7 separate regions of the Mus musculus genome follow, and all the other regions are linked to region 1. A link is a loop called in an ENCODE intact Hi-C map of the cell type or tissue named here. Cell type or tissue: left cerebral cortex. All regions are shown on one strand. Region 1 holds the start of Gm28175 (a long non-coding RNA gene). Region 2 has its middle 34 kb from the start of Gm46089. Region 3 overlaps Pantr1 (POU domain, class 3, transcription factor 3 adjacent noncoding transcript 1). Region 4 overlaps Gm29260 (a long non-coding RNA gene). Region 5 holds the start of Gm46091 (predicted gene, 46091). Region 6 has its middle 64 kb from the start of Gm36678. Region 7 overlaps Gm29260 (a long non-coding RNA gene).

Evidence for each region. A loop is a pair of places that touch in the nucleus more often than their neighbours do. Peaks named below come from ENCODE experiments on the same cell type or tissue, not always from the same donor. Only the 100,000 strongest peaks of a DNase experiment are listed, where the experiment ranks them.
Region 2: it touches region 1 in a loop (2.5-fold over the local background); 7 of 42 quality-filtered maps call a loop at or near these places.
Region 3: it touches region 1 in a loop (8-fold over the local background); 7 of 42 quality-filtered maps call a loop at or near these places.
Region 4: a loop joins it to region 1, with 6 times the contacts of the local background. A loop is called at or near these places in 6 of 42 quality-filtered maps.
Region 5: it touches region 1 in a loop (8-fold over the local background); 7 of 42 quality-filtered maps call a loop at or near these places.
Region 6: a loop joins it to region 1, with 2.2 times the contacts of the local background. A loop is called at or near these places in 2 of 42 quality-filtered maps.
Region 7: a loop joins it to region 1, with 2.9 times the contacts of the local background. A loop is called at or near these places in 6 of 42 quality-filtered maps.

The regions. Positions count from the first base shown.
Region 1 is chr1:42,257,263-42,261,262 of GRCm38, forward strand. It overlaps Gm28175 (a long non-coding RNA gene), which reads left to right and starts at 590. Exons shown (of 4, transcript XR_865384.2): 1 at 590-709; 2 at 972-2,595; 3 at 3,891-4,000. In left cerebral cortex, no CTCF peak of the experiment used is centred here; DNase peaks (open chromatin) are centred at 82, 935, 1,227, 2,088 and 5 more places; H3K4me3 peaks cover 2,249 bases; H3K27ac peaks cover 3,666 bases.
Region 2 is chr1:42,537,542-42,541,541 of GRCm38, forward strand. No RefSeq gene overlaps it. Among named protein-coding and RNA genes, the nearest start is that of Gm46089, 34 kb to the right of the region's middle. In left cerebral cortex, no CTCF peak of the experiment used is centred here; DNase peaks (open chromatin) are centred at 1,274, 1,702, 2,207, 2,484 and 3 more places; H3K4me3 peaks cover 1,785 bases; H3K27ac peaks cover 2,131 bases.
Region 3 is chr1:42,689,533-42,693,532 of GRCm38, forward strand. The region is part of intron 1 of Pantr1 (POU domain, class 3, transcription factor 3 adjacent noncoding transcript 1); the gene reads right to left. All of the region lies in intron 1 of Gm46091 (predicted gene, 46091), which reads left to right. Among named protein-coding and RNA genes, the nearest start is that of Pantr1, 3.3 kb to the right of the region's middle. In left cerebral cortex, a CTCF peak has its summit at 1,888 (motif pointing left); DNase peaks (open chromatin) are centred at 753 and 1,864; H3K4me3 peaks cover 3,698 bases; H3K27ac peaks cover 3,782 bases.
Region 4 is chr1:41,808,841-41,812,840 of GRCm38, forward strand. The region is part of intron 1 of Gm29260 (a long non-coding RNA gene); the gene reads left to right. Among named protein-coding and RNA genes, the nearest start is that of Gm29260, 68 kb to the left of the region's middle. In left cerebral cortex, a CTCF peak has its summit at 1,677; DNase peaks (open chromatin) are centred at 1,122, 1,212, 1,691, 2,468 and 1 more place; H3K4me3 peaks cover 913 bases; H3K27ac peaks cover 1,544 bases.
Region 5 is chr1:42,683,748-42,687,747 of GRCm38, forward strand. All of the region lies in intron 1 of Pantr1 (POU domain, class 3, transcription factor 3 adjacent noncoding transcript 1), which reads right to left. It overlaps Gm46091 (predicted gene, 46091), which reads left to right and starts at 791. Exons shown (of 3, transcript NR_168293.1): 1 at 791-963. In left cerebral cortex, a CTCF peak has its summit at 1,226 (motif pointing right); DNase peaks (open chromatin) are centred at 794, 1,211, 1,854, 2,563 and 3 more places; H3K4me3 peaks cover 3,604 bases; H3K27ac peaks cover 3,978 bases.
Region 6 is chr1:42,489,270-42,493,269 of GRCm38, forward strand. No RefSeq gene overlaps it. Among named protein-coding and RNA genes, the nearest start is that of Gm36678, 64 kb to the left of the region's middle. In left cerebral cortex, a CTCF peak has its summit at 1,703; DNase peaks (open chromatin) are centred at 1,771 and 2,411; H3K4me3 peaks cover 690 bases; H3K27ac peaks cover 409 bases.
Region 7 is chr1:41,896,246-41,900,245 of GRCm38, forward strand. It overlaps Gm29260 (a long non-coding RNA gene), which reads left to right. Exons shown (of 6, transcript XR_373362.3): 2 at 1,115-1,286. Among named protein-coding and RNA genes, the nearest start is that of Gm29260, 160 kb to the left of the region's middle. In left cerebral cortex, a CTCF peak has its summit at 1,713 (motif pointing right); DNase peaks (open chromatin) are centred at 1,746, 2,763 and 3,862; H3K4me3 peaks cover 264 bases.

The DNA.
Region 1 (4,000 bases):
CCAGGGTGGAGTGCGGCATTTTGGAACATTTAAATCTGCACTTATAATCTCAGATGGAGGTTATAGCTGAAAATAAACAGGGGAGGAACATTCAAAGGTTGTAAATTCTAATTACGCATTGAGATCAGCTTGCAAAGCTTTTTTTTTCCCTCCCCCAAATGTTGGGCTGTTTCAGATTCTGTCTGCTTTCTACTAAGAACACCGAAAAGGAAGGTTTTTGAAGTCTCATCTGACAACCCGGATGGAGAATGTAAAAGGTAGCCAAAGACATGGTTAGGGGGTCTCCTTTCCTCAACAGAAAACAATGAGGAGGAGAAAAAAAGTTTAAAAAAAAAGATAAAAGAAAAAGTGAGCTTTTGTGTGCCTAGGTATCCTTCCCAGCCCCTGCAAGGCCTGGGGCATCACTAGCCACGAATCCCTCCCCGAGTTCCCGGTCCTCATTCTGGTTTTACCCCATGGCCACTTGGACTGGCTTTGATTCCCCAGGGTAAGTGTTCATGATCACAAATTTGGCCAAAAGATTTTTCATTACCCTCCAACATTTCTTTTCACCTCCAACCTCTAGGCAGGACCCTGGCTTTCCCTTTGGAGCCAGGAATATAAAGACACGGGGCCATCGGGCTGACCCAGAGGGCCCAGCTGTCAATCACAGTCTCGCCATCTCTGCTGCCTTTCACACCAGGCAGCTGGACCCATCGCTGTCAACCAGGTAACAACCCCCAGACAATAGCGGCCTGAAAGCCTGGTCTAGACACTCTTTTAGCCACTTACTCGCTGCTCTTGGCAGCTGTTGAAGCATAAATAAGCAGTTTGTAATCAGAAAGCTGACATCATCGCAGCGCGGCTGAGAGGGGAGACTGTTCCTGGGCACTGAACGGTTTTTTTCTTGTGTGTGTATGTGTGTGACAACAGATTCCGGGGTGGGGATGCAGATTTGTGCCATGCTAAGCTGGTCTTTCTTTGATTTACAGAAAACAATTGGATCAGGTCCCCAGCTCCAGGGAACACCAGGATTATTTTTTCACGTTCAGCTCCTGATGGCCAGTCACATCGAATAATAAACTGGGTACCAATGGCACATGAGCTCTGCAAAGATGGAAACATAGCAGGGTGGATTGCAAGTTTGGATAGGGGAGGTTTGCTGGGCCACGGGGTAACTCCTCAGCCCCTGGCAAGGTACCATGTAACAGTTTTGGTGGGGGACACACAGACGGGTTGCTGCTGCAGGAGAGTCTGCCCGCCCTGCAAGACTGGTGGTTTCAGGAAAAGCAGCAGAGAAACTGAGCATGCTTATTTCTGTTTCCCGTGTCTGCGCGTGCCTGTGTGTGTTTCAGGACCAAGGTCTGCCTTTCAAAGTGACTGGCAGCTATCCTCAAGAGAGCAGAAGATAGGAGCCGTCCACCAGAAGCACTAACTACCCTATCACCTCTACAGCTAAGCAGGACCTCTTGTAGATTTCCCTGTTTTCCCCAACACTGGCTTTGCCACTAGAAAAGGGAGAGGTAGTCTACGTTATTTGCTTATCATAACGGATTTCTTATCATTGTTTGAGGTTGCTCCCAAAGGAGTGAGGGCTTCTTGGGTTTCTTTTAGCACTCGGGTTCTGATTGCCCTGATGTCTGCTGGTAACACTGGACTCAAACCCTGTTGGTCCATAGCGGCCAAATCTATGCCAGGACGCTATAGACCTTCCCACCTGAATAGCCCATTCAGGTAGTTATGCCCATCTCCAATTTCCTCTACCAAAGGGGGAAAAAAAGAAAAAGAAAAAGAAAAAGAAAAAAGTCCAGTTCTACAAAAATATTGCCGTCCTATCTCCCTGAGGGGCTCTGGTATTAGTTTGTTCTAAGTAGCTCATGATTTAGAATACAAAGGCATTTCCAGAGTGCATGTTTAACAAAATGACATAGCAGATAATTGAAATTTATTTGCAATTTTCAAACTACAATAAACACAATTCTCCTTTTCTTTCATTAATAATCGCACGGCTAATGCATAGCAATCCCTCTGCAGCTTTTACAAGCAAACTTGAGCTGCCGTGCTGTAATAGCTGGAAAAGTTAATGTAGCTTGAACGAGGTTTCTAATTGTCCCTGTCTCTGTCATATTTGTCTACTTGAATGGTCCTAAATACCACAGCGATTAATTACTACAGAGCAGGTATTACAAGATGTTATCATCTTTCCCCAACCGTCTGGGTGAATGGAGAGAAGGGGAGATTGTTACAGTGTTTCATCTCTGCTCTTCCTGTAAGACACTTTAACCAGAAGATTTAACGTGTCAAAGTTAACAGCGTTTCTAGCAGATATTCACATTCTAATTAAAGATTAAGAACGTAGTACATTACACTGTGATTTGTCATACATGGCTTGTTAAATAGGAAACCTACCGGGATTCCCTAACATTTTATAAACATTATTCAGGGCTTTTAATGTGGGCAAAGTGAAAGATTGTTCAACTGCATTGCAGCACAGAAAGCAGGTCGCCCTCAGTCCCTCCCCCACCCAACTCCCAATAAATAACAAGATGAGACAAGTTAGGCTGCTGAGAGGCTGGCTTGCACTGGAGGTTCTCTTGGAGCCATGAATCACCTCTGGTTAGTATTTGGTGGTAGAGGGAAGATCTTTATTATTAACCCTAGACTCCCCTCGTTTCTTCTTCTTTTATTTCTCTCTCTCTCTCTCTCTCTCTCTCTCTCTCTCTCTCTCTCCCTCCGTTCTTTTTTTTTTTTTTTCCACTTTTGCTTTTGGCTGCCCGCTAAGTAGAGGAAGGTAAGAGTCTTTGTTTGAATTGGAGTGCCAAAGGACAGAATAAAGATGAAACAGTATTTCAATATGCAGCCACAGCCTTCAGCTGCTTCCAGCAGCCCTGATCGTACCAGTTCCGGTACTAGTGGTACAGGACTGGTTCACATTCGAAGATTGCCTGCGGAATAAATTAATGAGATACTGGTCATTTGCATATTCACGGTTGCATACTAGGTAGAAAGCAAAGGCCAGGTGTGTTGAATTTGGGGGTTAGATCTGCTAAGAAGTCACATCTTTCTCTTCCTCAGAAACAGGGTGCCCTAACAGTAAAAACAATAGTAAGGCGAAACTCTTGCTTAATGAACACTCTGAGTAATTATAGCAGCAAGGCAAGGAGGGTACGTTTAGCTTACAAGCCCCAGTGAAGCCAACATACTGCCCTAGTTATAGAGAGGCCTAGATGCAATAGTTCAGGGGTATAAAGAGAACAAATCCCACTGGCTCTCTCTGGATTTTAGGTTTTAATTATGCTGGTGGTGTGCATTCGTACCTAATGCAAAATGATCAATTGAAGGAGACCTTTACATTTGTAAACATTATTATTGACTGGTTGCCAGTCTAAGTTGGAAAAGGGGAAAGCTGTTCTAAGAAAATTACTGGCAAACCCAAATAGGGGGGATGAATCTGGGCTGTTTCAGTAAGGAGTGTGGGTCTCTCCACTTCCTCTGCTAGTGGCTGCTGCCAGGGCATGGGGAAAGCACATTGTTTAAGGCATTTGTATCTCACTGTGGAGCTAAGTCTCTGTGCAGCTGTGGGTCCTGGCTTGGAAGCTCCCTCAGAGATGAAGGACACATAACATACTCTTCAGGACCCTGGGACCGTTATAACATACAAGAGTGACCATTCATGGTTTTCAGGGCTGTCTCAAATTTTTAATATTTTGCTTTTATTTTATACAGCTAGATATTTTTTCTTTCAAAATTGCTTTTAATTTTTTCTTTCAAGAAAACAATTGAACAGCACCCAAACTCTAGGAACTGAATATCAAAATGAAAGTATAGTATAATAAGTTTTTTTTTTTTTTTAAATGATGCCTATTTACTAACAAGTCCCACTCTCCCTATTCTGCCTTCCCACTTCACAGGACCTCTTCCTGGCCAAGGCAGGCGGTGACCCTTCGTTAGACACAGTGTGCACACACACAGCAAGTGTGCATGCATAACAAACAGATGCCCACGGATCCCACAATGGGTT
Region 2 (4,000 bases), 280 kb after region 1:
TGGAGTAGAGAGGATCTTTCAGGTATCTGATTGGATTTATACAATTCTCTTAGGAATTAACAGAGGATAAACCTAGACAGAGAGTCTTCTGTGGGTTCTATGGTATTGGCATTCCCTGGATGGATAATAGAACCTGGGGTATATTGTTATCAGAGACGATATTGATTCTATCAACACCGTTAAGCTACAATTTTTCCTCATAACTATGTATGCAACTCTCTGTGATTTGTGTTCAGTGGTGATCTTTTTTTTTTTTTTTTTTTTCCTTCAGCTGCTGCGGTTTTCTTGCTCCGGGGTACTGAAGCTATGTCCCAAAGATTTGGGATTGAGTCTGAGAATAATGAAGAGGAGATCAAAGATGTTTTGGGATTAGAACTAATTGTTTAGGATGAAAAGGAGGCATAGGTCTCTAATTTTATTAGTTGCATAGGTGTTTGAGAGATAAGCAGTGTAAGTGGAAAAAATTGCAGATAAAATCAGAGGCAATTTTGAGAGGAAGCGAAGAGGAAATTAGCAAGAACCTGACGGGGTAGAGGGCGGTGGGTGGGGGTGGGGAGCACCGAAACTTAGGCTTTTATAAACTGAATGACTGCAAGATGGCAGAACATCAATATTTAAGATTAATTTTTAAAATTATGCGTCTGCTTGGGGCAGGGGGTCCATGTGTGTGAGTGCAGAAGCCCAGAGATACCAGAGAACCCTGGGAAGTTGGTGTTACAGGTGTGAGCCTTTTAACATGGGTACTAAAACAGAAACTGAGATTCTCTGCCAAAGAGGAGTACGCTCTCAAACACTGAACCATCTTCTGGTCCCTGTGAATTAACATTATTAGAAAACACGTGCTCAGATTTATCCAGCCATGGAGTAGGGGAAAAAAAAAAAACACGCAACAGAAGAATCATTATGGTCCCCACCCAACACCTAGCTCGTCACAGTTCAAAAGCTATCAAGGCCTGTGCCCAGATGCTTCGGGTCCAGGGCACTGGGAAGGAATAATTTGACTAGGTCCACACCAGGGTAATGGAAAGCCCAGAATTTTACCTCTGGAATTTACTCATACTTTGTCCCTAAAGTCACATGTTCCTAAAGACAGCTGTGATTTTCGTGTGTCAAATGCAGTGACAACATGATCCTGCCACTCCGTACTGCCACACCTACTGCAGTGGCCTTGCTGTCCCTGATGGAAACTGAGCGCCAAGCAGCAGGTTTCTCCTGCTCCCGTTGACTTGTTAGAGTCTACCTTGGCTCAGCTTGTCTAGGCCTGGGGTTTGCACTCAAGCATCTGTCCTTTGTCCCATGACTTCCTGGAGTGGCTTTCTGGGAAAATGTCATCAGCGATGTTGATTTCCTGTCTTCTCATCACTGGATCTGGGAGGTGGATTCTCTTCACACTGGGTTTTGTTTTTTTGGTTTTTGGTTTTGTTTTTTTTTTTTAATCTGAAGAATGCACAGGAGCCTCTTGCCTTGTAATACACAGTCTGTCTCATTCATAAAATCTTGTCCTGGAAAAAGCCTCATTCATTCCCACAGAAGAGCCGCAGTTGGGAGGGCAAGGGCATTCAAAACCTTGGGAGATAGGAGACAATAGCGGAGCGCTTGGCAGCCGCTCCTGGGCGGCGTTAGCAACGTGTACCGACGCCAGGGAGAGGATAAAACGCTGTAGTTATTTACTTGTCTCTTAGGAGCAAAAGAGTCTCTTTGCCTCTAATATAGATGCCAAATCCTCAGGACCCAAGCGAGGAAATGATGAGCTGTGCGGAGGATTGGCACGAAGTCCTGTGCTCCGAGATAGTGAGGCATTTTGCTTGAAAGCATCCGTTGTTTAAAGAGAAAACGAGAATTGTGGGATTTTGTTGTCAATCAAGGGTCAGCAGCTTCCTCTCCCACTGGACGCTCACACACAAGCCCCCCCCCCCCCAACACCCGGACCCTCCTCCCCCATCCTGCCAGAAAGCCAGGCTGTCCTGTTCCTTGGCCACCAAAGGCCAAGGCTTCCCTTGCAGAATCTCAACGCAGTTGGTAACTTCAATCTTGCCAACGCTTCCCACGTTAGTAATCACCAAATACTAAACATGACAAAAATTCAGACAAATAGGGCATCCGTCCGGTGTAACTCCGTTTGCCGAGAGCCCTCCAGAATCCGGAGCACAATAGGTCTGTGTTTATTTTTCCACCAGTAGCATAATGTGACTGATTTACAAGAGTTTCACTGGAGTGGTAATCTGACAGTGATGAAGGGGCTCCTCACTAGCGCAGTCGCTCACACTATCATATTAGTTGCCTCTAGCAAGGCAGTGTGGTCGATAATTGGAACGCTTTTATGTCTAGTGGTTCTGACAAACCTCTTCTTCAGGTCACATATGGGCGGTCTAGCTCTCTACTCAGCCCAACAGTGGCAAATACTTTAGACTGAGAAAGTATTGTTCTCTTCACATTGTAGAGCAATGGCAGTTCAAGGGAAGTGAGGCTGCGTGCCGGCTACCTGCTGGTGTGTAGTAAAATGAAATGGACATGATACCGAGCCGGGAGTACAATTAAATCTATTTTGCACCAATGTGTTGCTGGACAGATGAGTTTCCACATGACAGAACTTTATGATCTTTAAGGTAGACTGAACTAATAGATTGGTGTGGAGCGCACTGAAGTTACCAAGGACTGGAAAGCAGGCAGTGGTACATTTGAACTACAGGTTTCTCATATGCCCCGCGTCATGCTGAGTTTTTATAGCTCCTGGCTTTCAAAAAGCCTGTTTCAAAGAGGTTTGCGCTAGACTGGGCATGCAGTTTTGCTCTGCAGATATTGTCGCTGCCGATTTAGTGGAATGCAATTAGGAAGCCTAAATTAAGTGGTAATGGAGAACCAGCTCTTGAAACTGGGGTTTCCACGGCAACCGCTGCTTACAATACAGCCTTCAGTTAGTTTTCCCACTTTATCTGCAAAATGCACAATTGAGCTTTAAAACAGCTCGGTACTGAAAAACGCACTGTAAACAACTGTTTGCAATGAGAGTTTTACACTGTCTTTAAATACAACAAACCATCACATAAAATTTACTTGCCCGCACTAATAATGTGAAATCCGGTTGCGGGTCGGGTGAGGAATTTTTTTTTTAATGTGTTATTCCTCTGTCACCATCGGATTTATTTTTAAGGAGAGATGTCACGAGTCATTAGGTCGTTCAACTTTGGTCATCCCTGCACTATTTTCAGCTCCCCTGACAATCTGTGTATCCCAACAGTCCTACATTAAGACACATTTTCTCTCTCAGCACGCAGAGCATTGTCTTAAATAATTGTATAATGCTCTTTGTCAATATTCCTTTTTCTCTAACAACACTTTGTAGATGTTTCTTGTAGTTTCACCTTTATAGCATACTGTACACCTGCAAGATTTTCATATTTACTAATCTGGACTTTTCCTTTCTTCAGATGAGACCAACATTCCATCTCTCTATATATTTAAAGGTTAACCAACCAGGAAGCTCTTGTGCCATTCTAACAGACAAGACAGTTGAAATATAGCAAGAAGTAGGTGTATTTTCCACCACACAGTTCTTTGAAGTGACTATGGGGGATTTGCACCTTTGTAAAATTCATTTTCTTCTATGGTAGGGAATCTGTATTTTATTATACAGGGCTGGCACTTTTGTTTCCCTGTGTCAGGGTTATACGCATACTCCCATCAACGACCCATGCATACTTTTCTCTGCACAGGAGGAAAAAAAAATCAAATTGAGTTCTGCAAAGAGGAAAGAAGGATAGAATCAAATTTGGGGTCTCCTAGCTATAACACTCTGTTTAATTGCCAGTCTTAACAGGGTGATCACTGGAACATGTCTGGACAGAGCCAAGCAGCTGGTGGGAACTCATGAATCCGCCACAGCCCAGAAGGTAATGTTCCCCGGCAGTTTGTGTTCTCGCAAGGTTGGCGTATTATACGTGTGTTATTTTCACTGTGAGAACATGCAGAGAGAAAGGCATGGGTGGGGGTGGGGGGGGAC
Region 3 (4,000 bases), 430 kb after region 1:
AAGTCTGTAGCTTTTGCCCACAACTTTGGATCTTCATTGATCCTTGATTATCCCCTAAGTCATTGCAGAATTCTAACATGGCCCCTGTAAACCAGCAGGTCACCTCAAATTAACTTGTTGCTTTGCCCCAAATTCTTATTCTTCTGTTTCTTTTGCTGAAAGTGGACCACGGGGGTTCCCACCACTTCCTTGTTCTTCTGAGTATATTTTTCAGAGAGAGAGAGAGAGAGAGAGAGAGAGAGAGAGAGAGAGAGAGAGAGAGAACAGACAGCTGCTTAGACAACCACAGCTCCAAGAAACTATAACACAGGAGAACATGCTGTATGAAGAACACGGAGACCTTCACCAATGTTTTGCGATATGGATGAATAAAAAAAACAAAGTGTCCCCTCCCTACTAATACGTTCTGAATGCTCTGAACAGCCCTGAGCATGCAGAGCAAGCTAAGCTTGGGGTTTGTCCCACTCTGTGGACTTCTCCTGGAAATCTTTTGTCTGCAATGCAGAGCTGAGGAGGAAGGCAGTGGTTTGGTTCGCATGAAACCTTCCTCAATTCTCCACTTGAGTTTATTAGCACAAACCTAACACTGCATCTTCTGACGCCAAATGTGTAAGGTCCAGTGTGAAATCATATGGTATACGTGTATTTGAGCAAGTGTCTCTTGCTTACAGGATTCCTATAATCTTTCAAACCTAGATGAATTCACATCCCACTTCAATCCAACCCCGACCTGCTAAAATTAGTTTCACAGAAAAACTTAAGGCTGAAGCCTGGTTGGCTTGGAGCAGTGTTGAAAAGAAGCCAGTGGCAACAACCCCCACCCCTAGAGGAGCAGCAGAGCTATCAGAAAGGTCAGGCTTTGTGACTCCTTTATTCACAGGTGCCTTCAGCTGCACTGTGGAAGCCAGCTTCACACCCTAGTCACTCCAGCCTTGGCTTTCTTAGTAACTCTCTAAATCTTCTTGGGAAAATTGTGTAAGACAAACTGACTAAATCCTCAAAACCAAGGGGATTTGCTCTTCACTGTTTTAGGTAGCCTCCTAGTTTGCTACAAAACTTTTTCGTTCTTTGTCAGGGTTTTCATTGGCAGCACACATACACAAAAGGAAAAAAAATCTTAGGGGCAGAAACTTTATGTTCCACTAAAATTCCTCTTTATCTGTCCTTAAAAAGGTTCAAGTCCACGGTTACCTCTATCCTCTGTCTAGCTTGTATTTTCTTTTCTCTACAGAGCCCTTCAAGGGTAACTATTAAACCCTTTGAAAACAGTAAGAATGAAAGTAGCTACTAGGTATCAAATGGACTGAAAGATCCCAGGCACCTGCTATATGCTCAAGACCCTAAATTATACCCAGTTGTGAGATTATGCCCTGCTGAAAGGACCATCATTTTTACATATACCATATACTACCTCAGAATTCATTTTGCTTTCTAGTTCAATTCCAAAAAAACAATCACCATCATCAGCCTGAAAGATAGTTTCTTAAGTAACCTATATTGTAACCATAACGGTTCTCTCTCTCTCTCTCTCTCTCTCTCTCTCTCTCTCTCTCTCTCTCTCTCTCTCTCTCTCTCTCTCTCTCTCTCTCCCAGCCCATTTTATTTTATAAACAGCCCTAACCACGCTTTCCAGAGAGAAATGGGGAAATAGTTTCAATATCCTCTGGCTTCCTGGGTCTTTTACAGACATGGCTAGTGTGGGAGAGACCACTGTCCTGGTATTTTAAAACTCTGTGTTGCCCAATCATTTCCTTTCTTCCCTTGAACATGCACAGGAAAGGTAAGGGTGTTTGTTCTTCTGGCAAATTTGGAAAGACTGATTTGCTTTTGAACTGGCTACATTTTCCTCAGCTACTGCTAAGTCGAGTCAGTGCGCCCCCTGCCGACTAGTCAATAGTGTACTGCTAAGCAAAGTTTATTTTGTTCAGTAAACCGTGTCATATAAAATTAACAACAACCAATAAAATTAGCTTATATGTTTCAACTGTAAAAGTCCAAAACAAAATAAAGCTAGTTTTAGTAGTCCTAGAAATCTCTAGTTTGGCTTCTCCTCTTTGGCTGAATCAAGGTCCTTTTATCTAAAGCCCAGTGCACAAACATATAGCTTAATGTGACTAGTGTTCTTCCTTTTATTTCTTTCTCTATGGCAACCAATATGCTCTGCTCAGAAATGTTCCCCATCAAGGAAACAAATGATCTTCAGGGAGCAGCTCTATATGGCATCTGGTCCAATGGAGCACACGGAGTTAACCCCAGTCAGAGGCAAGGCTGTAAACAAGGGGAGGGAACCTGGCGATGCTGAGCCCCTCCTCAACTGACACCTCTTCCTCCCTCATTACAAACCACTGCATTGATTTAGCATCAACTGTTTCCAAATAAATTACCAATTCAAAATTGCAAGGTGTTCTGTATACAAAAGTGCACTATAATTTCAGACATTTGATACTCCCCTCCCAATGTGGCTTTCTTCAAAAGAACAAATCCAAGAAGCATTTAAAAAATCATCCCCAGACCATTTCACTAAAGTAACATAATCACACTGGCCTGGACTTAGCATCGCTATTTCTTTCGGCCATATTTATTTAAGTAAGTATATCCTTGAATTTTATAAAACCGGGAGATAGTGATAAGGAGGGATAGATCTGACTGTCAAAAATAGAAAACATGGAAAATCTGGTTCTCTATACTGAAGCTCCATTGTCCTTGGGGAGTGGAGACCCAGGATATCCTGGTTAGTTTTGATTGATCACCTTCTTTCTGATGGGTTTTCACTACTGAGCCAGCACACACCGCCTGCTCCCCACTTGCAGCTTTAACTAGGGGGACATTGACTTCCTGCCTCTTCTCCCTCACTTCTTCCTCATCTCTAGCCCTCTGCCCTCTGGTTGCCAGCCCCCTCCCCTCTTCACTGGATCCTACAGCTCCCTGTCCTAATCTGGGCAGACTCACAATTCAGACACCCCCACCAAGACAGGCCAGGCATCTCCCTCTTCAGCCCTGATTCTCTGGGGAAAATTCCAAATAAGAAATATTTATGTTTAGTAAACAACTCATTTCTAGGGTTTACCCCTCTCATGATCAACAACTAAAATTAATAGCTCTCTCTCTCTCTCTCTCTCTCTCTCTCTCTCTCTCTCTCTCTCTCTCTCTCAGAAGGGTAAAGCTCTTGCTGTGAGGGCCATTGGAATCAGTCCACCTTTTTATGTATTATTTTAGCAACGTCAGACCTGTCTTACTAACTCCCTTCCACACACTTTCCCTTCCCCGCTCCTCCCAAGCAATGAAAATAAAGCTTCCAAACCTTCAAGAACACAAATAAACAATACACCAGAAAGGAAGGAAAAAGAGGAAGCAGAGCAAGAAAAACCAAACAAACAAAACAACAACAACAACAAAAAAAACACTTACCCAGCAAATTCCCAAGGTTAGACTTTTAAATAAAAGGTGGTGGTTGGTTTTTGGTTTTTGGTTTTTGTTTTTTGTTTTTGTTTTTTGTTTAAAAAAAAAAAAGTAAGGTTCCTGGAGGGGCAGAAGAGAAGGCATATTCTCTACTCTCCAGAGCCGAGTTATCCTTAGCCTTCTCTTTACACTGACTCCTCTAAGCCCGGTTCTCTCTCGTCTATTATTTTCACCAAAATATATGAAAATGTATGCAAATGAAAATCAGCACTAACTGTTCTCCCCTTGTTATATACTTTGGATTTTTTTTTCCAGACAAAACAATCACACTCCGCAGAGGGAGGGGGAGGATTGGGTGGGGTGGGAGGGGGGAAGCTGGGGAGCGATTTGAGAACTAAGTACGTGGGGGGTGGGGGGAGAGAAGGGGACAGACCTGGGAACAGAAGTGCGTTTCTGTTATTGAGGAGCACAGCGTTTGGGGGGCTTCCCGAACGTGCACACCCTCCTTGCAAAGAAAGAAAGTGGATCTGTTTGCTGAGGCGCTATCCCGTTTCATCAGGCCACCTGAGACGGCTTTTGAAAGCGTGTACTGTGAAACTCA
Region 4 (4,000 bases), 450 kb before region 1:
AGAAATTACCATCCTTCAGATTCCTCATTGATTTCACGTTTTAGAAGTCTATTGTGACAGATCATGTACGTCTTTCCATATCTGATTTATTTTATTTCCCCCAAGCTCCAGTTCTACACATTCGCTCAGCTCTAATGCAGTCTCCAAGGAAGCAGCTCACTTCAGTCTCCGCTGAGATCCTATCAGGCCCTGCAGGACCCCTTTCAGTGAAGCGGGAGATAAGCATACTTCATTTTCCCTAGCCAGCTGCCTGCAGACATTTGGACAGAGTCCATAGTGGGATCTAAAGGAGAACTCAGACTTACCTCTACACTGTATCTGTACACATTTGTTATGCTACTGAAAATGTAATGATATTCAATATTAATATCAACTTTAATTTTTTGAACTTTCTTAAATGTTTAAAAATAATCACTTTATTTTCTTCAGATCAATACTTAATCTCCCCGAAAAGTTTATTTCCTTAGTCATTACACTAAACAAAAACAGGTATTTTTTTGTTTTGTTCTGTGGGGGGGGGGGGCATGTATTAGGGGAACGCACTTAACAATTGTTAAGAATAGGCCGTGTGTGTCTTTGGATCCTATTTTTACCAAAGAATTCAGTAGGGAATGTTGGTCACTAGACCCTAGTAGTTGTAGTTAGGATATACTCTACATTAGTCATTTTTCACACCATGTGAGGAAACCTCACTAAATTTAGCATGATTAAATTTGAGCAGAACTATATATTAATATTTCATTTTCAATTAAGTGAAAGAAAATCTACCTGGGATAATAAACTTTATCTGTATATTGTGTCTGTAGAGAGAAAAAAATTGATACTTTATTTAGAAATACTAAAACTCACAAATCCATGATATCAATACTTTAGCAGGCAAGCAAGAAGGGCCAGTATTTTGGATCTCTTATTAAGATTAAGCAGAGTCGCTTCCTTGTGGATAACTTTGCGCATTTCTATGTGGTTAAAACCAGCTGAGAGAGGCGAGGAAAGCTGAGCTATCACTTTTGTTTTATTTTATTTTTTAAAGTGGCTACTGTAGTGGCAAAGGGCACCACCGGCTTCTTTATTGTTACACCACCAGTTCTGACACGAGGGTGACAAACATCATTAGTTTTCTGTTGTAGCTATTGTTGCTTTTGATGACGGCTTCTACAGGGGCCATGCTGCATTCACGCTTTGAGTTCTATGAAGGGACTCCTGAGCTGCCCTGGGACAACCTTGCCAGGTGTAAGGAGCATGGCCCTTGATCTTTGTTGTTCTAGCTGCATGGAATTTCCCTTCCAGCCTTGGCTGGGGAAAGTCCTATTAAGTGCTTTTCACAATTTTCTTGTATTCGTGGGTTTCTTTTATTAAACCAGATACAAGTTGTGACACGATATTAATTCAATCACTAATAACAGACTGGGATCGCGAATCTATGTCAGCAGGTTGGTGTTGATGAAGCCGTAGACATTGCTAGAATATCCTTTTAAATGCTTGCTAAATTTTATTTCTGCGGTGATAGACTGCTGGGTTTATCCCCACCCCACACCCCACCCCACTTTTCTCTCAATCAAAAAAAAAAAAAAAAAAAAAAAAAAAAAAAAAAAGAGCACAAGTGTCCCTCTATGTATGAGCTCTGCAGTCCCAGCTTCTCTGTTGCAAGGCTGGCTGGCAACCACTAGAGGGGAGGAGACAGCCGGATTTATTGAAGGCTCCAGCAGAGATGGATGGTGGGGAAGGCGTCAGAGGAGGAGGTGCCAAGCAATTGAAGTGGGTTATAAAGGTTTGCAAAAACAGGGGAAAATAGACTTCTTAGGATATGCAAAATTTTGCTTCATATAAATGAGAACTGACTGGAAGAGTGGTTAGAAGGTTGCAGCGCATGTACCTGTAATTCTGTAGTCCTAAGAATTAGTAAGGCGAGCCATGAAATCCGAGTTAACACTTATGAAAACAAATGGCTCTTTCCCCAGGACTGTAGCTAATGGTCATGTGCGAGAAAGAACAGCTACTGGGGGAGAACAGGAAAGGAGTCTAAAACGATCTGTCTGTTTTGAGTAAAGAGGAGTCCAGGGGCATACAGCTCATTTCCTAAAGCATGCCAAAACTTAACCCTGTTCACGTCTCTTAACCCCTTACATTCTGGGGCCAAGAGAGAAACAGAGGAAACATCCCAGAAGTAAAATAATGATACAATATACCCAGAGAGAGGAGATGGGAGGAGGGAGGAGGTGTTTGACCTTCCTGGAATCCTGAACTACAATATCCTACTACATGGACTTAAATCAAAAAAATTGTACTGTGGGATGAGGGGGGTCACATATAGCAGTTGAAAAATACCTCTGATGCTTTTGAATCCAGCTTGACCTCTTTGATCTTTAATTTTGGGGAAACTAAAAGGAAATAAATATACTTAATGTTAGTATTGTTAAAGTATTGCAGTGTGGAGCTGGGGACTGTTCTGTGTGCTCTCCTGAGCATAATTGCACTGAGATCATCCTGTTTCCATTTTGAAAGCCACTGGCAATTACTGGAATACAATGTATCATGCGTTTGCTCACTGGATATAAAACCTATATACTAATTCGCAATAAAATGTAACAGCTGTCAGTGCATTTTCTGCTCTGTTACTTCAATAAATTGGAACTCTGACTAGAAAATGGGAATGTTGCGTTTTTACACAGTCTGTAATGTGTTTGCTTTTTGCAAATACAATTTATTTTTTTCATGACAAAAATTGTAGTTTGTTATTACTGCTAGTGGATAAATATTCCTATATCAGAATGAATTACATATGGTACCTGTAAAGAAGTAGTAATATTTTCTCTTTTTTATGGTAGCCTGTCTTCAGTAAACAAAATACACTTAACCTACTTCTGTCGCATACTGAGGTTCCCACCCCCCATCATGATGGCTGTGTGCTGAGAGTAGGAAAAGATGCATGAGGTTTTTTTTTTTTTTTTTTTTTTTTGTTTGGTTTTTTTTTCCTGTAATCTCAGGTGCCTGGATCTATCAGTAACATTTATGTCCAGACACTATCACACCCTACAGAGTTTATTTTTGTTTAAGTTTCAAATGTCTTCCCTCGTGCCTTGACTATGCAGATTTCCTTAGGATGCTGAAGTAATGTCTTTGAGTTTTATTTAAAATAAAAATGCATGAACATTTCTGTAATTCTGTTACTTGAGGTCAGACTTTTCACAGATAATTAGCCTTTTACACACTGTGAAATCAACCTGCATTGGTTATTTGGCTCGACTCTATGCTTCTGTTCTTTATTTCCCAGAAGGTTAACGCGCTGAAAATCTAGCTTCAAGCTCATAGTACTGTCTCTTTGTGTTGCTAATTATCCTGTTGTATAATTATTAATATCAGGAGCAGGAAGAGGAAACATGCACACCAAATAGTCGTGAATGCTGGTGTTCTGGCAGGAAGCAAGCCCTGCATTAATAAAATGTGCCTGTGCCAATATCACAGGAGATGGGAGCGTTCCTTGTTAAGGACCATTTATTAACTGAGATCATCTTTTAGTTCGCCTTGGGGTAATGACTGATGTCAATGGCAAATTTCACAGTTGTCTAGAGAAATGAATTAAATTTGTAATAAAAAGCCCTTCGGCTTGTTGTACATGTTCATTTATTGGCATAGTTGAACTAAGAGAACTGTAAGGCAACTGAGAACGTCGGCTTAATTTTCCTTACATATAATAGTGACCTTTAGCTCCATATTGAAAAAGTTACCTATTATAGACTGGTAAATTAAATGAGAAGTTCCTTTAATGCAAAATAAACCAGATGGCTAAGCTAAGTTAAATGGCCTTTGAGCTTGTAAGATCCTTGGTAGAAAAATATTCTTTCTTCTTGAATAGGGAGAGGTCTTCTAGTTAAGCCTTCATAAAATAAGTGACGGGACATAAAAGCAGGTGAAGGCAATCATTCAGTGTGAGACGGCGAGGTCTTGTCCTTGGCTACTGCTGTGTGTGTGTGTGTGTGTGTGTGTGTGTGAGTGTGTGTGT
Region 5 (4,000 bases), 430 kb after region 1:
AAAAAAAAAGTTCCTGGTTAATGATTTAAAAGAGAGGAATTTATTTTGTCCCAACTTTCCTTCAACTAGTCCACTTTTGTTCTCATGTAGCGATAATTGACAGCCCCTGTTTTGTATGAAATTATGGAAATCACAAACTAGAAGAATAGGAAGTCATTATTTCAGAACTGAAAAGAGGTAGGTGTCTTTACTTCCTCCTAAAATTTCCCATTACTGGAAAGGAGCCAGGAAGTTGAAACGTTGCAAGACAGACCATGATTGTGGGCTGCAGCCCTCCTCCCTATTCCTCCAAAATAAAAAAACAAAAACAAAACAAAACAAAAACCTTTTAGTCACAGTCCTTAAGACCAAGGCGAGAGAAAACCTCTCCTCAACTCCCTAAAACGTGGCTTCTGAGTGCATGGGCCCTAGGCTAAAGCAAGACCAAGCTGTAAGATGCTGTCTGTTAGCTAGTATTGTCCCTCTAGGCTTTACTTTGGCTCACGTGGAGCCGGCTGTCCATAACAACCCCGGACCACGGACCACGAGGGACCACAAGGGAGATCTCTGAGGATCTGCAGAGATGACCTAACCGAAAGAGGGAGATGTACAGTGGATAGGAAACAAGCCTGGGGCAGACAGAGGACTCAAAGCTCTGCACTATAGGTACCCACACTGGTGGAAAACGACTAGCATTGAGCATCCTGCTGCGCCTCCTGTCCTGCCTTTCCAAGCCCTGCCCTGGCCTGCCCTGCCCCGCGCTGCCCTGCGCGCGCGCGCCTCACTCACACGCACACGCCTTAGCACACGCACACACGTGCTCATGCACACTACTCCCAGCAGTGTCTCTGTCCAGGCTCTGGGGCGACGTCCGCCTTTAAGGGGCGACAGCCCTGTCCTTCATGGAGCAGCCCCGCAAGGGAGCAGAGAGGCACGGCGGGCTCTGGAGCGCGTGGGCCGCGACCGAAGAAGCACGAAGGGCAGGTGGCTGAAGGGGGTTTTCAGTGGAGGGCGTGCAGCGGCGGGAGGGGACAGCAAGGATCTGGGGGTGGGGGTGCATTCTTGGTTGCTCTTTCCCGCAGCTGCAGAGAACTTGCCTTGGGGGGGGGGGGCGGCACTAAGTGCCTAGTCGCACAGCCTGGGTTGGGGCTGTGAGTGAGCGAATGGGAGAACCTGGCTGGCACGCGGGCAGTTGAGGTACCCAACACGCTGGACACAAGCGCGAGCCCTCTCCGAGTCCGCCTGCAGAGGGCGCCCTCACGGAGGCGCCCTCGGGACTGGCCCGCCATCCCCAGAGCACTAGGGCTAGCTCCTTCCGGAGGGGTCGGGATGGTATGGTCACATTGGTCACCATCTAAGAGACCTCGCAAGTGCGCAATCCTTTTGCTTTGTTTACTTGTTTGTTTGCTTGTTTTCTATGCTCCGTAGCTAGAAGATGCCTGGATGCAGGATGCAGGGAGAGATAGTCTGCTGGCTAAGCGATTCTGCAGGTTCACATTTCCTCTAAGGGTTTGGGAATGGGGGGGGGGGGTTGTTCCTTTTCTCTCAAAAAGCCTCGAAAGACAAGAAAAGTTTTCTACCACTTGGAGGGACACAGAAAGATGAAATATGAACCTTGCTTCATAGGGATGGCCAGAAAGTATTAGAAATCTCGTGGACAAGCTGTACCCATGGCTTCGCTGCCTGTCACCAAACAGGACACAAGCTCTTTGATGAAGCTAAGTGACCTGAGTCTCCCTTAGAAACAGGCTGGGCTTTAGGCTGGAGGAGGAAATGCCCTGTAGACATCGTGCCCCCAATCACGAGGTTTTGGCCACCCTACAATCTTGATCATATGAAAAGGAAGGAACCACATTCCCAAAAGAACAAGTTCGGGACCTCACAAGGACATCAATCGAGGCTTAATTGGACCCTGGACTTCTGCAAGTACTAGTGAGCAGATCCGGAGCAAAGTGTCTTAGTAAAGCTGAGACCAGATTTTGTGATACACAAACCCGAGTAACTCTGTCCCCAACTCGCTGCAGAAGTTCAGCTGAGCTTGAGAAAGTGGCATCCCCCCCCCCCAACCCCACTTCTGGTGCATTCCCAAGCCAAGCCAAGGCCAGAGGTGTGCAGAAAACATTTTAGAGAAACCCCATCTTATAAATATGAGAATTTCATCAGGCAGCACAGATTACTCAAAGTGTTCCGTTTTTCTGCGATCCAATTTTATTAGGATTTATTCTCATTTGTGTTCGACTTCTCTGGGGAAATAATGCTTTGATTAATGTAATCCTGGCCCAGGATCCGCCTCACGCCCCTCGACCATCTCCCAAGAGAAAGGGCCTGTTTGACAAACAATAACAGGCGCAACTCTTGCAATCTGCCCACACCTTTGGGGATGGCTGGGAAGAGGGTGACACTCTTTCACACCCAACTAGCTAAAAGCAGTGTGGAAAGGAGGGAAAGAGAGAGGGCTCTGTGGTGACGAACTTTACAGAAGCAGAGCCTTAGGTACCTGGGAGAGGGGGGAGGGAGTTCATGGGGTAGAGCCCGAGACTGGGTGTGCGAATGAGTGCGTGGATTCCAGTGCGCGCCTCTCTTCGGCTCGCTCCCAGTATCTACTTCTTTGTCCCTCGCCACAGGCCTCCACAGCAGAGATCTGCGCGCTGTGGTTGTACAGCTCCTTGACCTCAAGGGTATATACACAGCGCCCACCCGCGGCCCCAAAGCACCTAGAGAGCAGGTCTTACGGGTTAATTAACCACCCCAACCTGAGACGCCCTGCAGTCGTCAACACCCGAACCAGGAGCCCAGATCCTATGACCCAATTCATTGGTTTTCCTCATCCATCAATCCCACCATGCATCCATCCATCCTTGCATGCATACCATACAAATCGGTGGACATAAGCGCGGATAGTTCTTTGCCCAGCTACGGGCGAGAACGGGCGCCCCCTTTGCAGCTCTCTTGCCTCCTGTTCAACCAAGACCCCCTCCGCGAGAAGAGAACAGCTCAATTACGGAAAGGAGCAAAGAAACTAATTCCCGGGCTCAAACGCCCTGCCCACCGGAGCTTCTCTGGTCCCCCTTTCTGTAGCGAGTTCCCCACCCCCACGGTCCCCAGCTCAGGGGCGGTCGGGATCGCGCGGCGGTGCTAGGGGTCCTGCCCCGCTCCGCGGGAACAAAGCCCGCCGCGGGAGCTCGTGGCCGCGCTCAGAACGGGTGACAAAGGCAGGCAGGCGGTGCCAAGCTCCAAGGCAGCGCTCTTATGGCCAGGAGAGAAGCAGGCCCCAAAGATGGGTACAATTTGCACCTAGGTTTTTTCTGGGCGTGTGTGTGTGTGTGTGTGTGTTTTCTTCCTTGTGTGCCCAAAGACCTGTTGGGTGACTCAGCTTTTATCTACCTAATCCTGAATCCTCCGCAGTCTTGCCGTTCTCTCATGCCCGCTCCAGTCTCCTCCATCTCGCCCAGCTTTTTCCTCCACCTCACTCCTTTTACCTCGGGCCCCTTCTCGCTTTGAGGCTTAGCTTTTTTCCCTTTTTTCTTTTTTTCTTTTCCATGGAAAAGTACTGTTAACCGGATTCTGCGGACCGCTCTATGTTCAAATAACATTCTAAAAGACCTTTTTGGGCAGTCGCTGGCAGAAAAGGGGAAGTAATGGGAGCCTTTTAATTTTATTATGCAAACTGCACTCTAAATAAAATAAAATGCCCTTAGAATGCGTTCGAAGAAAGACAGACGTAGCCCTGAGGCCCAACAGATTCCTGCCGAATTCGGCAAATGTCCCACAAATCACATAAATGGTAGGGTCGGAGAGGAGAGGAGGACACCCCCCACACCGTTGAACGGAAGCCCCATTCCACTTGAAGAGTGGGAGCTCAAGTCTCCTGGGGGGGGGGGTTAATCATGCATTCTAACCCTGGATGAGAATTGCTGCCAAGACCCTACCAATAAAATCATACAATGTTTTAATTTGGGGTACTTTTAATGCTGTTTATTCCAAACAAAATTTTACTTGACCGATTTTGTGGAATAAAAAT
Region 6 (4,000 bases), 230 kb after region 1:
AACATGGTTTAAAAGTCTCAATGTTTATTCAACTAGAATGTCATAGTGTAAAATTTTCACTTTGTAAGATAACATTTCCGGTAAGATTTGGACTTCTAGTATTTCACTGGGGGTACCTAAGCTTTACAGTTTTATTCACTTAAGTCACAGACAACACTGGTTGAACATAGTTAATGTACCAACTGCAATTATCCAACTGTCAAAGGCTCAACTCCCAACTATCGATAAGCTTCATTTAACTAATTTGAGAAGGCGGAAGTGGAGCTTTTTTTTTTTTTTCCAGGAAGGCTCTTTTCCTTATTTCCTGTCAAGAGAGCCAAGTTGTGAGACCTTTGGTTAAAGGGGCTCTTTGTAATTGAGCCAGGGAGTCTCCAAGTGAACAGTTCTCACGGGGTGGGGGGTGATGGTGGTGGTGGTGGCAAAATAGGATGGGGGAGGATGCTTGACACCAATCACTGAAGGAAGTAATCAGAGTGCAGCCAATGCGGGTGCAAGCCTGCCTGCCACCTCAGTGATCATTGGCTGTGTCTACTTTATGAAGCACAGTCTATTAAGACCTTGGCTGGCCTGCCTACGGCTGCCCAGTGCTCCCTTCTCAATGCCTGCACTCAGACGACCAGAACTCGATCAACCATGTTATATCAATAGCATTCTCACACCAGGTTGTGTAAATTGATCTTTTACAATTTCTCTTGGTGACAGTCTCTGTAACCAACAAGATAAATCATTCCTCCCGTGGCTTTTTTATTGATTGCTGAGACCTGTATAAAAATTACTCGGCTCCAGCTGCACGGTGAACGTCATTGTGAAAGAGGACTTTTTATTTACAATCAAAATATGTTTGGGCCTAGATCAAGTGCAGATTTACTAGCTCGGGAATTTAACAGACTCCAAGAAAACCAAAAATTAGAACTCTTCTCCACCAAAACCCAGTCATGATGAACTTGAGCAGACATCTAATGAGTCTTAAATTGAGACAACGATATTTCTGAAACAGAGGGGCTTCGTGCATTTGATTTTAAGACAAACAGACAATAGGAAGCCATCTGATTAAAAGTGAGAGGTACACAAAAGCCCATAACTGAACTAAATCTTTGCCTGCATTTGAATCACTCACAACCTCTTGTTTCTAATAGATGAATGAAAGCACCATTGGATGAGCTCAGACAAGATCAGAAACGGGTCAATGGGCCACCCCAGGTATTTGGTGTATTTTGAAAAAAAAAAAAGGTATTTACATTATTTTGTGAGCTGAAAATTATCACCCATTCTTCCATAATAGTAATTCTAAGTACTTGGAAATTTTTTATGTAATCAAAGTAAATACAAATAACATCTTTCAATATTTCATACAAACAACATCTTGAAATAGAAAGAGTTTTCCTCCATTGCATATTTATGTTCAATTAAAGAAGCAAATGTGTGTTGTTTGGGGGAAAGTTTTAAGGTGAAATGTGTGTTTACATTATCTCTAATCTTTTTTAAACAAGTTTTCATTGGGGCACCTAATTTTAAATTATCGGCTGCTAAATGCTGTCGCTTCCCCCATTGGGGACCTACTTTTTTTTTTAATGCAAAAAGAAAGCTGTTACACATTTTTACATTCTCACATAAGAGGAGCTGCTGATATTTATAAAATAAGGAGAACTATCCCCACTTCACCCTTCGCAAAATTCACTTTCTATGCAACCCCTGTGGGCGGGTATTGCATTACAACTCAAATAGCGTTCCACAGCCTAAGAATCCTTTTGTATACATCTAAGAGCTGAGACAGAGATAGTTGCTTTTGTCCTTTCCCCTTGAGCCTGGGCTCCGTCTCTCTGAAGCTGTGCTCTTTATTTGAGTTTTAGAGAAGGCCCTTTCAATGGGACTGGCCTGGGTAGGTGGGGGTGAGACAGAAGGGCTGTCTGGCTCAGTGTCCTCACTGCCTTGACCCAGAGGAAGAAAACCGAGATGTGGAAGAGAGTGACTTTGGGACTCCCTCGCCTAGATGAGATCCACCTGGGAGTATGGTCAGGAGCACACTAGGGCCACACTGGGGCTACCAGTAGGACAGGCAGGAGACAGATCCCTGACTACAGAAGCAGGCTGGGAACTGACAGCTGCGCTCCCAGGAACGCCTTCTTTTAAAGGGTCATTTACAAGTGTCTTGCCTGGGACTGGCTCGCAGCTGCCTGCTCTTTCCAGCCTGTGGCCCCACAGATGCCCCCCAGCTCCCACAGGGCAGAGTTCAGTCTGTTTGCACCAGACAGTTGGTGCCTGTGCACAGCCGCACCTGCAGGCTTGCTCACTGTCTCTGATTCTCTGGAACTCCTCGTGGAGGTGAGAGTTTGTAGGTTCTATCCCTAATCTATTTCCAAGGAGTCCTTAGTCAACACTGTCAGCGGCAATGAGAACTTTGAATCTCCTGTTCAGCGTGGGAAGAAACGTTCGGGCGCCCCATTCCAGCCAGGCACATCGTCTCCATTTCTCCTCGCCCGCCTCTGCGACACGTCTGCTGCCACACATTGTCAGTGATTGTGGGAAAGGGCCGCCAGCCTTTCCGCAGCTCCAGGCCGCCCTAATGAGGGAACAATCGTCCCGGCAGAGAGCAGGCGACCGGGTCAGCGCGCCCAGCACAAAGCACGGACGCCTGCGCCCCGAGGTCCCCGCAGAAAAGGCGAGTCGCGGCCTGGGAGCCAGCAGCGTTTCTTCCAGATCACCTTGCTGGAACTTAGCTTAGCAGAAGTCAGGCGACAGGAACAATAGCCGGGTGCAAGGGTGATCCTGGAGGGAAGCCGAGCTTGGTTCCCGAGGTGCGCGGGATGAATAGAGCAGTGGGCCTGTGTCACAGAGCCCCCAAGGCCCTAGTTGGAGGGTCGGTTTTGCCTCCCCATCCAGTCCAGTCCTGCCTTGAAAAGAAGCAAGAAGCCCTGCCTGGAGAAGGGCTCTCTTCCAGAAATCTTTCTGTCTTCTTGATTTTTTTTTCTCTTAAAATATATATTAGCTCAGACAGACCCTGTCAATAATGGGCTGATAGTAGAAAATGACGGAAATTGTGTCTCCTCTGAAGGCAGACACACTTTATCAGTCAAAATACCCGTTGAAATCTTGTAACCCAGAACAGTATCCTAAGAGAAGTGAGCCCCGCCCCCCGCCACACCCATGTTTTTCAACTTCAAAACATTAAATGGTACAGGGTGGCTCTTTCTGATTTTATTTAATATTGATATAGGCTCTTCTCTACCCTTGACCGGAGTCTAGAGAGGAGCAAGCTTAGGGACGAGGGGTAAAGAAAAAACGTATTTAGTCTTAACCTGAAATCTTAAATGTAAAATTATTTCCTCCAATGACACCAACGCTGCAGTCAGATACCAGGTTTTTAAAGCAGAGATTTAGCAGGCATGGGACTGCCAAACGCTTTGGATATCACATGCTCCCCAAACTCAGGAGTTTAAAGGGGTCGGAAGAGTTGTTTCCTTCACTCCAGCTATTTACCTAACTCTTTTGGAGATCAGAGTGACTCCTGGGAGAGCCAACCATCTGTCAGAACGGGACAGGTGAGAAGACACTCTACCCACTACGGGGTACTTAACATCACCAACTGGATCAAAGCTCTACCCATTCTGCTGAAAATGAGCAGAAACCCAGTGTTATCAAAGACTTCCTACCCTACTGTCCCCGATGCTGCCCAGGAAGCCAAAGCAGGACAGTGCCCAGGTCCCAGCTTAATAATAACACCCTACCCCCACCAATCAGAAGCTGACAAACAAGAAATGGGCAGAAGGCAAGAGGCCAGGATGATCCATTGATTTTACTGTTCCTCTGTTGACCCTACCTGAACTGAGCAAGGGGAGTGCAGGAGCAAAGCCCTGTCTTTTGGTGTGCATAAGGCACAACACTACATAACCAGGCAAAGGGAAACAACAGACCGTTCAAAAGGTTTGCCAAAGAAGGAAAAAGGAGCCCAGTGATGGGCAGAAAAGAAGTGGATTCGACTGGCCTTTTCTGCGGGGACCTG
Region 7 (4,000 bases), 360 kb before region 1:
CAGAATCAATGGTGAAATGTGCCAGGGGGAAAATAACACCATACAGTGTCACCAACATTTCGAATTTTCCTATTGGAGCTCTCATGAGACCTGATATCTTGACTGCAGTTCTGAAGGAGACATTTCAGAAATCCGGTGAGCTCCCTGTCATCTGATGTCGAAAATGAAATAACTCTAAGCAAATGTATCAATTCCCACTTTACAAATTGCAGGATAAAACTCTTATTTCCCTGTTTCGCCTGTAAATATCACATTGAGCATGTCTGACTTTGAGCTTTGCTCTTGCAGACCAAGTTGTGAAGAACAGGTTCTGTGGTGTATTTGTAAATAAGATCTTCGTTCATTTGGAGAGGCAGAATATCTTCTCTTGGTATGGGAAGGAATGTAAATTGTCTACAGATGGCTTCTGTTATAGGTTATAAGGGTGGGGGGAGGCCATAGAGAAACATTTACTTTAAAGAGCAAAAGACAGCCCACCCTTGTTCATTTCAATACAATAAACAGTTACATTTCTCAGTTTAAATATTTGGAAATCAGATCCGGAACACATGTCCTTTGTTCCTAATTCAAAAAAAGTGGTAGTTTTGTTTAAAATTTTTGTTTGCCATTAGTCTATGCAATCTGTGTTGCGGCAGATGCATGACAAGCCCTATTAAAATACAATAAAGGAGCACCCCGGGTGCTTTATTAAAAGTAGAACAGAGAGAATATTTTGATGCCAAAGAATCATAATCTTCGAAGTTGGTTTTCTAAAAAGTAATTGGAATCAATGGGTTAATTGTTTTTAGACCACTTATAAGTAAATATTATTAGGAAACTATTTTAATTACTATACTTTATGTGGCCCAAATGTAAGCATTTATTAATACAAACCAAGCACTCATTACAAATTTGCACAGAAAATGATAAAATATTATGTATGAAATGAAGCATTAGCATGGACCATTAAGTCCTCTATTTTCATTTAATTGAATTTGTCAGTAGTACCCTCTTTAACTGAAAACCAGTCATAACCACAAAATTAAATAATAATTAAAGAAACAACTATTGAAAGAGTAGCTTGGGAACTAAGGTGCCATTTAACCAAAACATAGCAATTTAATGTAAATTGCAGAGCATGTAGACACAGTTCTGAAAACGATGCTTCCTGGGCTCCCATGGATGTCTTCGTGAATGATTCCACTTTACACACTTGATGGCCTAATCCGAGGACCTGTCTGCTTCCCAAAGGGTGGGAAATCTGCAAAGGCCCGTACACCTCTCTCTACTGTGAGAAGACCACAAAGGTAATATAAAACACACTAACTTTTTCTTAGCTTCTTGATAATCTTGGACTACTAATATGTGCATTGACATACAGACCTAGGAGTATGTGTCTCCTTCATATTCCCATAAGTCACAGAGCAAACCGTCTATATGACAATATACTATCAAAGCTATGACTACAGCACACTTGACATTTTGTATGTACAAGCATGCACTCTTACCTGAGACTTTTGTTTTACTGCTTAATTTAAAAAAAAAAATATTGTTTATAAGCTCCTGACTTAAAAATTCTAATCCAAGGCACAGTTTACACTGCCAAAAACCTTGGTTTCACTATATGTGCATGTGTGTACATGTGAACATTTATTCACATTTATTTATTCTTGCTAGCTGCTTCCATCCTCTGCAGGTCATTTTTTATGCTGTCTAGACAGGCTCCATGTTGCACAGCCAGCAGGGGGAGATAGGATTTAAGGAAATAACAAACTGCGCTTCAAGAAAGCAACTAGTTTAGGAGACAAACAAACAAACAAACAGAATTTGTCAAGGCATCGAGTGGAGTACCTCTATCGCATATGGGGTAGGTGTGGATGTCACATATCATGTAGGCTGCCAAATGGAATTTTTGTGCAGATCCATTGAAGGTCTAGGTTTGAAGTCCTGCACACAGATGCCTTAGTTATTAGCCACACACTTGGCAGCGCTTCCCAATAGAGAAAGTGTGAATCTATGAATCTGAATCTGAGAATCAATTTACACAGGACAAAAATCACAGCATTTACATACACATACTCATGTACTCAGAGAAAACAACACTCACTGTTGCAGCTTCCTATTGCTAACAAACGGGGCACTAGCAGGTAGAGATCGAGGAACGATAACCATACCAAGCATAGAAGAATTTCAATATTTAAAATGTAATCATTATAATGCATATAACTTAAATTGCATTTGTCATAATATATTTGTGACTCACATACATGTGTAAATCAAGCGCTGTGAACACGCGCTCCTGGGCTCCTGAGTGAGAATTATTTTTGCTTGAAAATGATCAAGCTTATGATTTGGAAGAAAACACTCTCCTTTTATACTAACCAATATCATTTTCATAATCATAATTTAACCAGGAAGAAAGTTCACTGGCTCTGTCTAATGACGTTAATATGTTCCTAGTCTGCCGTTAGCGAGAAGTGGCCCAAAACAGGAAAGTCAAGTTTGACATTTTACTGAATGAAGCTAACCTTGTCACTACCGAAAAGGGACATTTTAAAGCCCACCTTGCATCCACAAACTGATTCCCAGCCAGAACACGTGCACATGCTCTATTTAATGTGAAAGTCAACCAATTTCAAGACAAAATGTCTACACCCATACTACAGAGTGAAAACAAACAGCGTGTTAGTAATTCTATCTGGGCATAAATGGCAGTTACATAAGTTGTATGGATTTTGTTTTGTTCCTGTAGGATGATACGCAAGAAAACTTTCAAACTTGCACTGTTAGAGTTTAAAACAGGCATTCCCCACTGGGCTAGCGATTATCTCTTATAACTGGAAACATGAGTATGCAGAAGTTTGCCTTTCCACATCCAAGCTGGCTCTTCCCACGTCGCTTCTCAAGGATTTCATTACAGACAGCCATTTAAGGCAAGGGCAGAATTTGAGAGTAAATTCAATTTCAAAACTCTTGTCAATCCTGCTACATACAGGCATGCATGCATGCACATACATGAGTACACACAGATGCCTCTTAAACTCTGATGTGACTTTGCTATAATCTTTCAGTTTTTTGAGTGTTTGTAATTAAAATGTTTGATGATTAATAATTGTGCATGCTTATGACAATTAATTCATATTTGGTCTGTGTATATATTGTACAAATAGTTGGTCAAGGTTTTTAAGACATCTGGTAACACATTTTTGTGTGTGATAAAAATATTAAATTCATGTTTATAAATTTTGAAACATATCATAAACTATGATAGGCAGTACAACAACTCACAAAAGTTTGTGTTTATAATCTTGACTGAATGACTTTATTTTGATCATGAATACATTTATCAACTCCTCCACCCCCAGCCACTGATAACCACCAACCTATTCAGCTTCTTTGAATCAAACATTTTAAATACTTTGTATAGAAATATCATACCATATAAAATTTTTCTGTGCCAGTTTTATTTGACTTGATGTATTTTCCTCTCTCATCCAAGTAGTCATGAATAAAAGAATATAATTCTTCTTACAGGCTGTATAGTATTCCATTGTGCATATATGTTTGTGTGTGTGTATGTGTGTGTGTGTGTGTGTGTGCATGTGTGTCACATCCATGCTTCTCATATTCATTCCTCTATTGATGGATACTTATATTGATTTCATGATTCCATGTCTAGGCTATTGAGAATAATTCTGAAATGAACATGAGACTGCAGATGTCTCCTTGACATCCCGATTTAATTCATTGGATATGTACCCAGAAATGGGATTACTAGACCATATGGCAATTCTGTTTTTAGTTTCCAGTATTCCAATTTTATTTTCTATCCAGCCCATACGTAGTACCTGACTGATCTCAAGAGAATAATTCAGAAGTGTAGCAACTGAGAGCTGTGAAGCTCCAGCCTCGAGGGTTATTATAGAGACTGGAACTCACCTTCATACATGGCCTTGAACCTGCTCTGTTCTGACCCTCTCACTTTCAGACTCTGGGTCAAATTCATTTCAGAGAGAAAGAC